2 separate regions of the Homo sapiens genome follow, and region 2 is linked to region 1. The links are chromatin loops, found by intact Hi-C in ENCODE. Cell type or tissue: dorsolateral prefrontal cortex. All regions are shown on one strand. Links, peaks and the distances in the headings refer to the core of each region. The heading gives the core; the rest is flanking DNA.

What was found. A loop is a pair of places that touch in the nucleus more often than their neighbours do. Peaks named below come from ENCODE experiments on the same cell type or tissue, not always from the same donor. Only the 100,000 strongest peaks of a DNase experiment are listed, where the experiment ranks them.
Region 2: it touches region 1 in a loop (7-fold over the local background); 1 of 110 quality-filtered maps calls a loop at or near these places.

Annotation. Positions count from the first base shown.
Region 1 is chr16:12,778,291-12,786,077 of GRCh38, forward strand. CPPED1 (calcineurin like phosphoesterase domain containing 1) reads right to left here. Exons shown (of 4, transcript NM_018340.3): 2 at 2,895-3,113. Among named protein-coding and RNA genes, the nearest start is that of CPPED1, 22 kb to the right of the region's middle. In dorsolateral prefrontal cortex, for the core only: no CTCF peak of the experiment used is centred there; a DNase peak (open chromatin) is centred at 3,713; H3K27ac peaks cover 368 bases.
Region 2 is chr16:12,175,175-12,182,961 of GRCh38, forward strand. The region is part of intron 13 of SNX29 (sorting nexin 29); the gene reads left to right. Among named protein-coding and RNA genes, the nearest start is that of SNX29-AS2, 190 kb to the right of the region's middle. In dorsolateral prefrontal cortex, for the core only: no CTCF peak of the experiment used is centred there; a DNase peak (open chromatin) is centred at 3,127.

The DNA.
Region 1 (7,787 bases), core at 1,373-6,372:
TTTTGAGATGGAGTCTCGCTCTGCTGCCCAGGCTGGAGTGCTGTGGTGCAATCTTGCTCATTGCAACCTCCACCTCCTGGGTTCAAGCGATTCTCCTGCCTCAGCCCCCCAGAGTAGCTGGGATCACAGGTGTACACCACCATGCCCGGCTAATTTTTGTATTTTAGTAGAGACGGGGTTTCACCATGTTGGCCAGGCTGGTCTTGAATTCCTGACCTCAGGTGATCCGCCCACCTTGGCGTCCCAAAGTACTGGGATTGCAGGTGTCAGCCACTGTGCCTGGCCAGGGCCAAGATACTATTTATGGTAGAACTAAAAGTATGCTTTCTGATTTTATTTGCCTATTAATATATGCATTTGATAATGAAGAATGTGCTAAGTAGTCAAAGCAAATAATTACTTTCTAGTGTCTAACCCTGTCTATGAGCTAAATGAGAGGGAAACCACTTATTGCATATTAAAAAATGGTAACTAGTTTTAAAATGCTCTGTTTAATCTCAAACCACAATATTCAAAACAGTTACATTCCTTTCACTGGTTCAATTAAAACCCCAGAAAACAGTCCAAGTCTCCAGAACAAATTATACATTCTGCTTGAGTTGCACTGCATGTAAAATTCACGTTCAAAAGTTTGCCAAGTCACATTTATGAAGTCTTGACCAACTGGCGGGGCTGATCATAAAAACTATATCTTTTAATTTATAGTGTTTAATGTATATTCAGTGTATCTTATTTAAAAAGCAACATAATTGCATGAAAAACTTTTATTTTAAATCTGATTTTGAAATATGACTGAATACATCAACAGAATTCAGAACAAGTTGGTAAACATCTACGAGAACATGTTATATAATTCCAGTGAGCCCTATAACATTCTGTTTTTAAAGAGAAGAAACCACTGAACAGAAAAATTTGAAATCTTCTTTTCTTCTTCTTTTTTCTTAGAGACAGGGGCTCTCTCTGTTGTCTGGAGGCTGGAGTGCAGTGGTACGATCATGGCTCACTGTAGCCTCAAACTCCTGGACTCAAGTGATCCTCCCACTTTAGCCTCCTCAGTAGCTGGGACTACAGGCATGCACCACCACGCCTGGCTAATTTTTTTTTTTTCTTTTTTGAGACTAAGCTTCCCGCTCTATCACCCAGTCTGGAGTGCAGTGGCGCGATCTCAGCTCACTGCAATCTCTGCCTCCCGAGTTCAAGCGATTCTCCTGCCTTAGCCTCCCAAGTAGCTGGGGTTACAGGTGCCTGCCACCACACCCGGCTAATTTTTATATTTTTTAGTAGAGACAGAATTTCACCATGTTGGCCAGGCTGGTCTTGAATTCCTGACCTCAAGTGATCCACCTGTCCCGGCCTCCCAAAGCACATAAGCCACCGCGCCCGGCCATTCTCATGTTTTCATTATGGGTTTTGTTCTAGATAAGTGGGCTGCCAGAAAAAAGAGCCACCATGAGGAGGAACTGATACACTCAGGCTTACTACAGGGTACCTCGGCTTCTAAAGGAGTTAGACATCATCACAGAACTCAGAGCCTCGGTTTACAAGGTACAACTAGCCCCAGACAGACACCCACACCCACTGCTGTGTTTTCTGCAATGGTCTAAGGTCCCCTGCCTCCCTGAGGGACAGGAGCACTCTCCGTTTGCTTATACCTGCTTGCTGGGCTTTATCTTTGCCTGGGAGAAAAGGACATCAGAGTAGGCAAAATAAATAGGAAGAGAGTTCTAGAAGGTGTCTGTCATCGTTGAATTTCCAACATCTCACTTTTTTCGGGGGAGACTGTCCTGTTCTTTAGGGCACGTGGTTGCAGTGGAGCTGACCCCACACTCTGGTGGAAGGGGGCCATGTGAGCCAGAGGGGTATGAGCCTGGGACTTTGTTTTTTGTTTGTTTGTGTTTTGTTTTTTTGAGATGGAGTCTCACTCCTTCACCCAGGCTGGAGTGCAGTGGCACAATCTCAGCTCACTGCAACCTCCGCCTCCTGGGTTCAAGCAAGTTTCATGCCTCAGCCTCCTGAGTAACTGGGACTACATGCACCACCACGTCTGGCTAATTTTTGTATTTTTAGTAGAGACGGGGTTTCACCATGATGACCAGGCTAGTCTCGAACACCTGAGCTCAAGTGATCCGCCCACCTCAGCCTCCCAAAGTGCTGGGATTACAGGCATGAGCCACTGCACCCGGCCAGCCTGGGACTTTGGACCATCCAGAATAAGGCACTTTCTTTCTGTTCTGGTTTCTGACAAAAGGATACAAATGTAGACCTCCCAGGAGCCACTATCTAGAGAGAGCCTGAACGTAAATGAGGTCAACCCAGAGAAAGGCAGATCAGAGTGATGGAGAGACCAAGTCCTTATAACCAAGCTGACCCCCTAGATCCAGCTGTACCTGCAACCCAGGTCTGCTCCCAGACTTTACAGTCCTATTAGGCAACACATACCTTAAAAAAAAAAAAAAAAGGGAATCCTGTTTTAAGTTGGATTTCTGTCACTTGCAACAAAAAAGCACCAACAAATAAGGGAGAAATAAAAGTGTAAGAAGAAAGGAAATGAGGAGAGAAGATTATATTTATGGATATAGTGTCTGGAAGCAGTTCAAGTTTGTCCCTGGAAATGCAGAAAGGTGATGTGTGGGAATCTGTTCCATTTTTCATATTAAGCTCAAATCATCAGAACTGTAGCTGTGCCTAATTACTGTGATTAATCTCGCCAAACTCTAAATATAACATGAGTGTGCACTTTCTGATGTTCAATGATACTGCAACAATCATGAAGCGAAAGAACGGTCCATGACTGAGCAAAGATGCCTTCGAAGCAAAATCTTTTTTTCTCCTGCCCAAATGCAGTCATGACCGGCTGAAGGAGAAAAGGTCACAAGCGATGACCCGAGTCTTACCTGGCATGGCGTGGATGAGGTCGCCGCACAGAACGAAGAATTTGGGTTTGGGGTTCAGCTTGTTGATGGCCTGGACGGCTTGCTCAGTTAGACGGATCTCCTGTTCCCATTCGTCACCGCCATTGTCACAGTCCCCAGTGGACCAGGCCTTGATCAGCCCAAACTGTGGGTCTGCGCCCAGGATGAAGTAGAATGGGCCTTTCCATTCGCTTTCCTTTTCTTAAAAAAAGAGAGAGGGAGAAAGAAGGAGAAATCTTGTAAAATCTGTCATAAAAGCAACCAGCTTCCCATGCAAAGTGGATACACTATTTTTCTTAAATTAAGTAGGTCATTTTAATAAGCTGTGGTTCAAACATACCATTTTCCTGTCATAGTCTAGAGGATTTTGATTTATACTAATTATGCCTGGGACCTGGTGATACCCAAAGGCCAGAACTGTCCACGTGGGCTTCTGCAGCCACACCACCAAGCTGTTTGCTGACAAGCTAGACAGCCAAAAGGAAGCACGGGCCACAAGAGAACCCAATGCAGAAGATATTCGTGCTCCATAATCGTCTTTAAATTAGAATAAAACTCCCCAAATTGAATGCTGCCAGAAGTATTATATTTAAATTACTAGGTGAAGTGCTTACACATCTTTTCTGTGAGGCTTCGTGGCACCATTTCCACCGTTTCGGGGGATGTGACAGAATTTTAATTATAAAACTTGGCGCTTGGAAGCTCTGGCTATCTGGTGGGAGGTGTGGTGCCAGAAATGAAATCTCGGAATGAGTAAGTCAATGTGGGAGAAAAAAAAAAGAAAAAAGAAAAATCGATGCTAACATTTCAAAGGCAGTAGGATGTGGGCATCCGTGAGGTGTGAGGCTGGGGGTGGGGACTCTTTTATGTTCTTGGAAAGGGATCTAGGCCACCTGAAATCATTCTGCTTGCTCTTCCGACTGACTCTCCTGGGCCAAAGCTTTGTGGGTCTTAGGGTTTCTACTCTTATCTGCCAGAACTGCCGCGCCAGTGCCTGCTTGGGCAGAGCTGGAATGGCCATTAATGGGCACAGAAGTGCTGTGGGTTTCACTTTTTAAAAAATTATTTGGCCACAGAATCCTTTCCATAATCAAAATCGTACATGACAGACCAATGTTGAAAAAACATTCCAAGCAAAGAAGCTTGCTCTTACAGAATAGCATCTGGAACTTCCAATGCCAGAGCCAGATCTGGGGCTGGACACGGCACAGTCTGAGGACCCCCGATCTACAGCCCCCTCATTTATCCTCTGAAGAAACTGAGGCCCGGAGAGGCAAGAGAACTTGCTAAATGGCCTGCTAGCGCTTAGTGGTGGGACAGAGCTGCTCCATCACCTTGAGGCTGTTTTTTTTTTTTTTTTCATAATTTAATGTATGGCCAGGTACAGTGGTTCATGCCTATAATCCCAACACTTTGGGAGGCCAACATGGACGAATCACCTGAGGTCAAGGGTCTGAGACCAGCCTGGGCAACATAGTGAAACCCCATCTCTATCAAAAATATAAAAATTAGCCAGGCGTGGTGGCTAATTACAGGTGGGCACCTGTAATCCCAGCTACTTGGGAGGCTGAGGCACAAGAATCGCTTGAACCCGGAAGGCGGAGGTTGCAGTGAGCCAAGATCACGTCACTGCACTCCAGCCTGGGTGACAGAATGAGACTCTATCTCAATAATAATAATAATAATTTAATGGACAATGCATGTTAACTGAATAAATGGCATTTCCTTTGGAAGTCATGATGATGCTGTAATTTCCAAAAAGCTCCTTGGAATCAGTTCACGTCCATGTGTTTGATTCATTTGTCTATTGAGTATCATACTGGGAGCCTTTGCTTTGCCAGGCCCTGTGAGAGGTGCTGGCAATATGAGGGTGACCAAGACAGATGAGTCCCTGCTGTCCTCGCACTCAGTGCTCGTTGGGGGAGATGAGCAAGTAAACAAGCAGGGAATAGAATCAGAGAGTATTAATGACTATGCAGATTAAGAGTGAGGCAACGGCTAGTTTAAATTAGACAGACAGGGCCAGGCGCCACGCCTGTGATTCCAGCAGTTTGGGAGGCCAAGGCGGGCAGATTACTTGAGGTCATGAATTTGAGAACATCCTGGCCAACATGGTGAAACCTCATCTCTACTAAAAATACAAAAAATTAGCTGGATGTGGTGGTGCATCCCTATAGTCTCAGCTACTTGGGAGGCTGAGGTGAGAGGAATACTTTAACCTGGGAGGCGGAAACTACAGTGAGCCGAAATCATGCCACTGCACTCCAGCCTGGGTGAGAGATTCTGTCTCAAAACTAAATAAATAAATTAAATAAATAAATAAATAAATAAATAAGATAGGAAAGGCCTCTCTGAAGTGGTGACATTTAAGCTGAGATCTAAATGGCAAGTAAGGGCCAGTGATAACCTTTTTAAATTCCATGGCCACTTTCCCACCCATCACACTGAGCTCACTATCACCTTAGAATGGACTCTGGTTTCAAGCCTCCTTTCCCTTCTTAATTCCTTTTTCAGAGTTAAAGAAAAAAAAAGTGAACAAAAATACCTCTGCACACGTTACAGAACAAATTGTACATGTACATAAACCCAACAGTCCTCAACTTACAGCACAGTGTTCAATTACAATGGGCCAGAAGTCAATCTGAACAAAGGCTGCATGAAACCCTGGTGTGTGCATCTCATGGAGAAAGACAGCAATATGGCACATCCAGCAGGGACTGAGGGAGTCCACTGTCATTCACTGAGCACTGACTGTGTTGGCAGAAAGACTCTAAGATGCCCCCCAAATCCCTGCCTCCTGATATTCACATCCCTGTGCAACACCCTCCCTTTGAGTGTGGGCTGCAACTTGCTTCTAATAAACAGAATATGATGATGGCAGTCCCTTCCAAGAGTGGGCTAAAAGAAGACCATGACTTTCATCTCTTTCTCTTTCTCAGAGCCCTTGCTCTGGAGATTAAAAACTGTCATGTTGTGAATATCCCTACAGAGAGGCCAATGTGCTGAGGAACAGAGGGAAACCTCTGGCCAAAAGCCCATGAGAAACCAATCCTGCCAACAACCATGTGAGTCAGCTTGGAAGAGGACACTCCTCTGTTGAGCTTTCAGATGACACCACAGCCCCAACAGATACCTTGACTGAAGCCTTATAAGACTCTGTGGCAGATGAACTCAACTAAGCTGTACCCAGATTCCTCACAAAATCCTGTGACATGATACATATTTGCTTTTTAAGCTGTGAAACTTCAGGGTAATTTGTTACACAGTAACAGATCCCTACAAATGAGGCATTAGGGATAAATGGTCAAGAAGTAGACAACAAGATTTCCTGAAGATCTGACCATTTTGTCATGAAAAAAAAAAAAAACTGAGACTCTGCTTTGTGTCTTTATGTTATTAATCATTTATTTTACTTGCATAATAACCTTTTTTACACCAATGAATGCTTCTAGCTGTGTTTCTACTTTTGAGGCTGTTTGCAGAGCCATTTAAGCTGGATGAATTAATCAGAACCAGATAAGGGAGGTGAACACAGGCACCCCAAAGTAGCAGCATAAATCAACCTTCTACAACAGAGTTTATGAACAGCTCCCTATAGCAAACATTTTAACAAATCGTTTCCTATGACGAATAGTCAGAATTTCAAAAAGTCAATAGTCCTTGAAGCTATTAAAACAAATCTTTCATTATTACTTGTTTACTTACTAAAAACTTAGAATCTCAATTTTATGTGACAAAGTACAAAATAAACAGATTTGACCTAAAATAAACGACAGCTCACATATCAGTATTCAATCTACCTTACTTATCTAATGAGGTAATTTGTTTACTCAGGAATCTTCATTCTCCAAAGGAACTGGATGCTCTTAAGGTTCCTGCTACAGAAGCTGGTGGTCTTTGGTCTCATCGTAATTTCTTTTTATCAAGACTGAATTAAAGATATTTGGAGCTTACAATGCTTAATTCTAGAAGGAGGAATCTCTTTTAAATGTATACCTCTCCATCCCTTAAAAGGGCAGCTTTTTACATTATGAAAGTGAATTGTGTTTTTTTAATTTATTTTTACAGATGGGGTCTGGCTTTGTCACCAAAGCTAGAGTACAGTGGCACAGTCATGGCTCCCTGCAGCCTTGTTCTCCCATGCTCAAGCGATCCTCCTGCCTCAGCCTCCCAAAGTGCTGGGATTACAGGCATGAGCCACCACACCCAGACAAACGTGAATTCTTTTTTTTTTTTTTTTTTTGAGACAAAGTTTCCCTCTGTCACCTAGGCTCCAGTGCAATGCTGCAATCTCTGCTTACTGCAATCTCTGCCTCCCAAGCTCAAGTGATTCTCATGCCTCAGCCTCCCGAGTAGCTGCGATTACAGGCATGCAGCACCACACCTGATTAATTTTTGTAGTTTTAGTAGAGACGGGGTTTCGCCATGTTGGCCAGGCTGGTCTCAAGCTCCTGGCCTCAAATGATCTGCCCGCCTTGGCCTTGGACTCCCAAAGTACTGGGATTATAGGCATGAGCCACCACACTCAGATGAAAGTGACCTCTTAACAATACTTGCATTAAAATTATTTCACCAAAGCCCAGAGTTACCCCCAGGGTACAGTCCCCAGGCACAGTCCAGCTTTTCTGGAAACCCTCTGGAAGCACTCTTTTAGCAACTTGAGCCATGGAAGTATGGATAAACTGAGGTCCACTCCTGAAGCACTCTGAGTATGACAGTATTTGTCATTACTGGAAAAAAAAAAAAAACCAAAAGACACTCAGGGGTCCAGTTTTTTCCCCCTACCTTTCCTAGCTTAAATATGAGATTACTCGGTCAAACAGTACATGCCTGACAATGCTAATTAACGAGGAGAACTAGCCTGGCAATGAGCCT
Region 2 (7,787 bases), core at 1,074-6,073, 600 kb before region 1:
ATTATAAATTTGTAGCAGGCAAATTTGGCCCCTGGCCAGAAGTGGGTCACTCTTGGTCATGGAGTGAATTATGTCCGCCTACCCCCCGAATATATATGTTAAGCCCTAACTCCCAATGTGATTGTATCTGGAGATAGGGCTTTTAAGGATGTAATTGAAGTGAAATGAGGTCATAAGTGGGGGGCTGGCCGGGCATGGTGGATCATGCCTTTGGGAGACCATGGCAGGTGGATCACTTGAGGTCAGGAGTTCGAGCCCAGCCTGGCCAAAAAGATGAAACCCCTTCTCTGCTAAAAATACAAAACAAACAAACAAACAAACAAAAAATTAGCCAGGGATGGTGGTACACACCTGTAATCCCAGCTACTTGAGAGGTAGAGGCACAAGAATCTCTTGAACCTGGGAGGCAGAGGTTTCAGTGAGCCGAGATGGTGCCCCTGCACTCCGGCCTGGGTGGACACAGCAAGACTCCGTCTCAAAAAAAAAAAAAAAGTACGGGGCTGTAATACGATAGGACCGATACCCTTATAAGAAGAGGGGAGGTTGGGTGTGGTATAATAGCTCACACCCATAATCCCAGCACTTTGGGAGGCTGAGGCAGGAGGATCACTTGAGGATCTCTTGGAGTTTGAGACTAGCTTGGGACACATAGGAAGACCATGTTTCTACAAAAATAATTAAAAAAAAAATTAGCCATGGACTACCCTTGTAGTCCTAGCTACTTGGAAGGCTGAGGCAGGGAGATTGCTTGAGCCCAGAAGTTGGAGGTTACAGTGAGCTATGATTGTGTCATTGCGGTCCAGCCTGGGCAATAGAGCAAGACCTTGTCTAAAACAACAACAACAACAACAAAACAAAGAAGAAAAATGATATCAGGGGACACACTGGCAGAGAGAAGATCATGTGAGGAGTGGGGGGAAAAGGCAGCCATCTACAAATCAAGGAGAGAGACCTCAGAAGAAACCAACTCTGCCAACACCTCAGTGTTAGACTTCCAGCCTCCAGAACTGTGAGAAATACATTTCTGTGGTTTCAACTGCCCAGTCTCTGGTATTTTGTTATGGCAGCCCTGGCAGACTGATAGACATTAGTGATGTCTCTTCTCCCAGCTTTTGACAGGTGCAGGTTCAAATCTTGGTTCTGCTGCTTAGCAGCTTGAGTCTTTAGACAAGCTGATAACCTTTCCGTGCCCCGGTTTCCATTTATGTGAAATGGGAATAGTGAATGTTCCAGAAACTATGTCTAGTCAGTCCTCAGTATCTGTGGGTTTTACATCCATAGATTCAACCAACTGCAGATTGAAAATATTCAGGAAGAACATACAAAATATCAATACAATAATAGAAAACAACACAAATAAAAATCCAAAATAGTATACCAATTATTTATATAGCATTTGCATTATATTAGGTATTATAAGTAATCTAGAGGTGATTTAAAGTCTACCGGGGGATGTGTTTAGGCTATTTACAAATACTGTGCCATTTCATATAAGGGACTTGAGCACCCTTGGACTGTGGTATGTGAGGTGGGTCCTGGAGCCAATACCCCATGGATACCAAAGGATGTGTCTGTGTGTTGTTTTAGTGTGAATTGTGAAAGAGATTGGCTACATCTGAGTGTTGCTATCAAATGTTGATTCTCATTTGTTCTCAGTGATTTGAATTTGACAACCTGGGGATACACATTTTACTAGGGTTTATGACTGAGGCAGTGTGGTGTGGGGGAAAATTTGCAGGTCCTGGGGTCGGGCTGTTCAGGGTTTTTTTTTGTTTCTGTTTTTTGTTTTCTGTGATGGAGTCTCAATTTGTCATCCAGGCTGGAGTGTAGTGGCTCAATCATAGCTTACTGTAGCTTCCAACTCCTGGGATCAAGCAATCCTCCTACCTCAGCCTCCTGAATAGCAGAGACTAGAGGTACACACCACTACACCCGGCTAATCATTTTACTTTTTGTAGAGACATGGTCTCCTTGTGTTTTCTGGGCTGGTCTTGAACTCCAAGAGATCCTCAAGCGATCCTCCCACCTCAGCCTCCCAAAGTGCTGGGATTATGGGTGTGAGCCACCATGCCTGGCTGAGTTCAGGTTTTTCTCTGTTTTACTTCTGTGTCGGTGTGTCTAGCTGCTTTCCTACTCACAGCCTCAGTTTACTTAGCTGTAAAGTAGTAGGAGGAGAGTGGAATTGGGCTGGATCGTTAGCATTCTTGTATGTGATGCCAGTTATATGATTTTTATGGCTCCATTTTAATTATCGAGATGTGACTAGGTCCTCATGACCCTCCTGTGGTCTTTGTCCCCACGTGTGTGTGTTTATCTGTGTAGGTCTTAATGAAAGTTACACCTATCATCTTCACAAGCAGACTGTCATATTCTCTCACAGCTGCAGTGCTTGTCTCAATGCCTGGTATATAATAGATGCTTAATTATTGTGAATTTTTTAATAGCTGTATTAAGATGGGATTTACATCTCTTACAATTCACCCACCCACCTATGCAATTCAGTGGTTTTTTATATATTAACAGTATACAATTATTTTTTTCCAGTCTTTTAAAATGAGTGAATGAATTCTGTATCTGGTGCTTTGTCTGTAACAGTGTTAACTTCAATCAGTCAATATTTGCCAAATGCCTGCTGTGGGCGGGGTGCTGGTCTCAACACTGGGGAGATAGCAGTCCGACAATCAGATGAAATTCCCCCTGCCCTCACGGAGCTTAGGTTCTTGTTGGGAGAACACTCTGTGCCTAGATATGATAGTTTTTTGGCATCTGTTTTTTGTCTAGCTTTTCTCCAGCTGTTGTGCAGAGATGGTTAGCTGGCTAGTGATAACCCGTAGTCTACTTTGTCTTAGACCTCGTTGTCCTCACTGTTTCAGACATTGCTGGTAAATGCTCTATGTCATCTTAGTTTTCATATGATCAATAGTCACTAGACATGGGGGAGGGAGCCAGGGCAGGAAATGCCAGGCTGGAGGTTACAGATGCTGCAGGCTCAAGGGGACAAGACGCACAGGGACCCTGGCAGGATGAGCATCTCGTGGTTACAGGGACCGGGGCATGGGCTGATGGGTTCCTCTGGGCTCCCTTGCTTATGTTCCTTCCATTTGCTATGATGTGGGGGTGGTGGTTATGTTGGAAGGGCGCCGGTGCTGGGAGAGGCATGTAAACTGTTAGCAGCCAGAAGAGGTGGGAGGTTTAAGTCATGCTCATTGGAGTGTGATGCTGGAGACGTATTGCTTTCTGTTCCATGGAATGCAACCCTCAGTCAGGACGGCACCCAGCTGTCCCCAGATTTCGCAAAACCAGCCTGGCTTTTGTCTTCTGTTGAGTCAGCCCAGGACACAAGGGGCCAGATGTCCTGAATGTTCCGTCATGGTCCTGGAAAAAACATGGAACCCCCAACAGTTGGGAAGCTCGCTTGATAGGCCTTCTGACTTTTTGTATAGGAGATCAGAGATGAGTCAAAACAGGACCTTCCAGGGTATGGCCCGGGCCCTCTCTGTTATCGTGCATACGCAATGCTCTTAGTGGTGGTCGCCTGTCTTCAGCATCCAAAGTATCAGACAGTGTGTGTAGTTTTCCGACTTGAGTAGTATTTTCTTTTCTTTGTACAGTTGTGCATGTGTGACTTGGAAGGAGCATATTTGACTAGATGACACATGGGCTTCTCTGGAGTTCCTGCTCTGATCGTAATAGTGTATTATTTTTCTGAGGCTGTGTCTGTATTGTGCTAGAAAGCAAATGAGTTATTATGGATCATTCCAAGTGTATTATCCCATGTATCCCTGAGATGCTTTGTATGTGAATGCTTTGTATATGGGTTAAATATAAAATAGCATAAATAAATAACCCTGTAATACTGAGTTTGAATGGGAAATTTCAGTGTGAAATGATGAGGTATTTTAAAATTGTGTTTGTGTGTCTGTGTGTGTGTATATATATATTCCTATGTGTAGATATCTATAAGGTTTTAGAATAACACTACTACAACAATATAATTGCCAAGAACATATAAAAATATTGGCTTGTGAGGGCCGGGCACAGTTGCTCACACCTGTACTCTTAGCTTTGGGAGGCTGAGATGGGAGGATCACTTGAGTTCAGGAGTTCGAGATCAGACTGGGCAACGTGGCGAAGCCCCATCTCTATACAAAATAGAAAAAGTTAGCCAGGTGTGGGGGTGCACACCTGTAGGCCTAGCTACTCGGGAGGCCGAGGCAAGAGGATCGCCTGAGCCCAGGAGTTGGAGGCTGAATGAGCCATGATGGCGCCACTGTACTCCAGCTTTGGTGACAGAGTGAGACCCTGTCTCAAAAACAGACAAACTGGCATATGTTTCCCTGTTTTCTTCCATTTTAAGAAAATATTCATTTTAAATCTACTTTACCTGAGCCTATGGCCAGTATATACTTTACTCATTCCTTTTGAATCCTGGTCTCATCTTGAGTTTATGTTTAATGCTTTCCACCAGTTCTCTGTTGGTATGTTGCTAGTCGTTTAGGTTATTGCAAGCTTCATCTGTGACGGATTCTGCAAGGGACTGTTGATGGTTACAGTATTCCCAGAGTTGTTACACGTTGTTACTAGTTTGTGCTCTTTATACTTACAAATCAGTATTGTGGATCCAAAAATTTGTAGGTCACATTTTCTGAGAGTCTTAAATATGTTACTACATTTTCTTGAGGCATTGCTGTCAAAGTCTTCTCCTTAGAAGACTTGCCCAAAGGAACTCTTCTTTCTCTAAACGTCAGCGATTTTACTAGACTATATCTAGGTGTTAGTCATTCCGTCAGTATTTTCAGGTACATGGCATGTTCTTTCAGTCTCTTTCAATGTGGAACTTCGGGTCTCTTTATTCCAACAAAGTGTTTTTGAATTGAGTTTTTAGTACCTGTTATTTTGGTTTCTTCTCCAGGGGCTTCTGTTTTCTGTTCATCTTATTTACCTGTCTTCAGTATTTGTCACTTCCTCTCAAATCTATCCCTTTCTTCATATCCTTTTCTTTTTCTAAAAAAAACAAACAAAAAACAAACTTGCTCTTTTCATCTTCTAGGTGTTCCTTCTAGGTTGGTCTTCATTTCTGAAATACTTTCTTTAATGTTCTGAGTTTGGTTACCTCGCTGCATTTTTCTGGTTCTGGCGTACGTTGTTCTTTTATGTCATTTTTGTATTGTCTCCAGCTTGTTTTGCAGTAGGTCAAAGTCACTTGAGAATTTCTGGCGCATCTTTATCTGCAGCTATATTCTATTACTTATTCTGTTTCTCCTCATAATATTGTGTATGGTTTTATTGGATACTTCTTTGTTGCTTCTCTGTCTCTTTTTTTTTTTGAGATGGAGTCTTGCTCTGTCGCCCAGGCTGGAGTGCAGTGGCGCGATCTCGGCTCACTGCAAGCTACGCCTCCCGGGTTCACGCCATTCTCCTGCCTCAGCCTCCCGAGTAGCTGGGACTACAGGCGCCCGCCACCACGTCCGGCTAATTTTTTAAATATTTTTAGTAGAGACGGGGTTTCACCGTGTAAGCCAGGATGGTCTCGATCTCTTGACCTCATGATCCACCGGCCTCGGCCTCCCAAAGTGCTGGGATTACAGGTGTGAGCCACCTCGCCTGGCCCGTTGCTTCTCTTTATGTGTAGTTAGGAAGTGAAACTTTAGGAGAGAGGCGTGGTAGAGGGAGCAGAGCTCTCTCTCCTGTGGATTTCGTGTGGTGTTAGGCATACTGCAGCTTGTTTTCTGAGCTTTCCTGGCTCTTATCCCCCATTTCATCTGGATCTTCTTTTTCCCTCTTCTCTAATGTCTCGCTCCTGCTAAACTGTGATTCTGCTTCTGTAGCTTTTTCCCTCACTGCAGGGCCCAGTCCTGGAAGGGAGTCCTGACAGTACAGATTTGAGAGTCAGTGGAGGTGGGCCTGGGTTACCGTGGATCTCCTTGCGCTCACCTGCTAGGGGAGAGGAAGAATCTCCTGGCTTTACTGCACTTCTCAACGTGGCCCACCACGCTTTTATGAACCCCGAATATCTGAGACAGGCCTCAGTTAATTTAGAAAGTTTATTTTGCTAAGGTTGAGGGCGTGCCCATGACACAGCCTCCGGAGGTCCCGAGGACATGTGCCCAAGGTGGTCAGAGCATGGTTGGGTTTTATACGTTCTAGGGAGACATGAGGCATCAATCAACATATGCAAGATGAACATTGGTTCGGTCTGGAAGGCGGGACAACTCGAAGCAGGGCTTCCAGGTCCTAGGTAGATTAGAGACAAATAGTTGCATTCTTTTGAGTTTCTGATTAGCCTCTCCAAAGGAGGCAACCAGATAGGCATTCAGCTCAGTGAGTAGAGGGGTGACTTTGAATAGAATGGGAGGCAGGTTTGCCCTAAGCAGTTCCCAGCTTGACTTTTCCCTTTAGCTTAGTGATATGGGGGCCCCAAGATTTCTTTTCCTTTCACTTTCCTTCCAAGGAGCACCTGTTGGTGATTTGCGGGGAGGGGGCTGCCGGTGATTTGGGGGCCTGTTGGTGATTTTGGGAGGTCTGTTGGTGATTGAGGGGGGGTCCTCCTCAGGGCTTTTCATCAGATCTGTCGCTTGCCTCTGTGTTCTACGCAGATACCATGTAGGCCTTGTGGCTGTGACTTTATCCTTGCCTGCTTATATTTTGGGGTTTATGGGGGTACCTTGTCACCTAGCGTTGTTGTAAATGCTGTCTGTGGGCTTCTGCCTTTTTTTTTTTTTTTCTGGAGACGGAGTCTCACTCTGTCACGCAGGCTGAAGTGCAGTGGCACGATCTCAGCTCAATGCAACCTGTGCCTCTGGGGTTCAAGCGATTCTCCTGCCTCACTGTTCTAAGTAGCTAGGACTACAGGCATGCGCCACCACGCCTGGTTAATTTTTTTGTATTTTTAGTAGAGATGGGGTTTTTGCCATGTTGACCAGACTGGTCTTGAACTCCTGACCTCAGGTGACCTACCTGTTTCGGTCTCCCAAAGTGCTGGGATAACAGGCATGAGCCACTGTGCCCGGCCTAGTTTTTTTTTTTTTTTTTTTTTAATGGGGATTTTGAGAGATTAAAAAATTATTCTGCTGTCACTGTCGTCTTTCCAGAATCTATTTCTAAACGGGCATTTAAAATAATACTAATCCCCCTTTGATAATAATCCCACTGGACAAAGCACAAAGGAAGGAAGCTGCCAGCAAGGGTGAAATTAAAGGCGAACAGGCAGCTGGTAATAGGCCAATTGATTACGGTGGATTAGAGCTCATTTTGCTTCACAAAAGTAATTACTCTGATGGCTGCTAACGCTTGCTCATTCAGAGCAGAGCTTCCCAGCCACTGTGCTGCAGTTGGTTCTTGGGAGGGCTGAGATAGTGATTCCTTCAGCACTCAGGGTAGTACTGAGGTGGCAGGAGCTCCGCACCCCTGCCAACCAGTTACCTCTAGCCTGAGTTTCATCTGTTTACCCTCAATGGGACATAGAAATGTCATCCTGAGGCCCGATGCAGTGGCTTACACCTCCCAGCACTTTGGGACGCTGAGGCGGGTGGATCACTTGAGGTCAGGAGTTCGAGACCAGCCTGACCAACATGGTGAAACCCCATCTCTACTAGAAATGCAAAAAAAAATTAGCCAGGTGTGGTGGTGGGCACCTGTAGTCCCAGCTAGTCAGAAGGCTGAGGCAGGAGACTCCCTTGAACCTGGGAGGCGGAGGTTGCAGTGAGCTGAGATTACACCACTGCACTCCAGCCTGGACGACAGAGCGAGACTCTGTCTCAAAAAAAAAAAAAAAAAAAAAAAAGGAC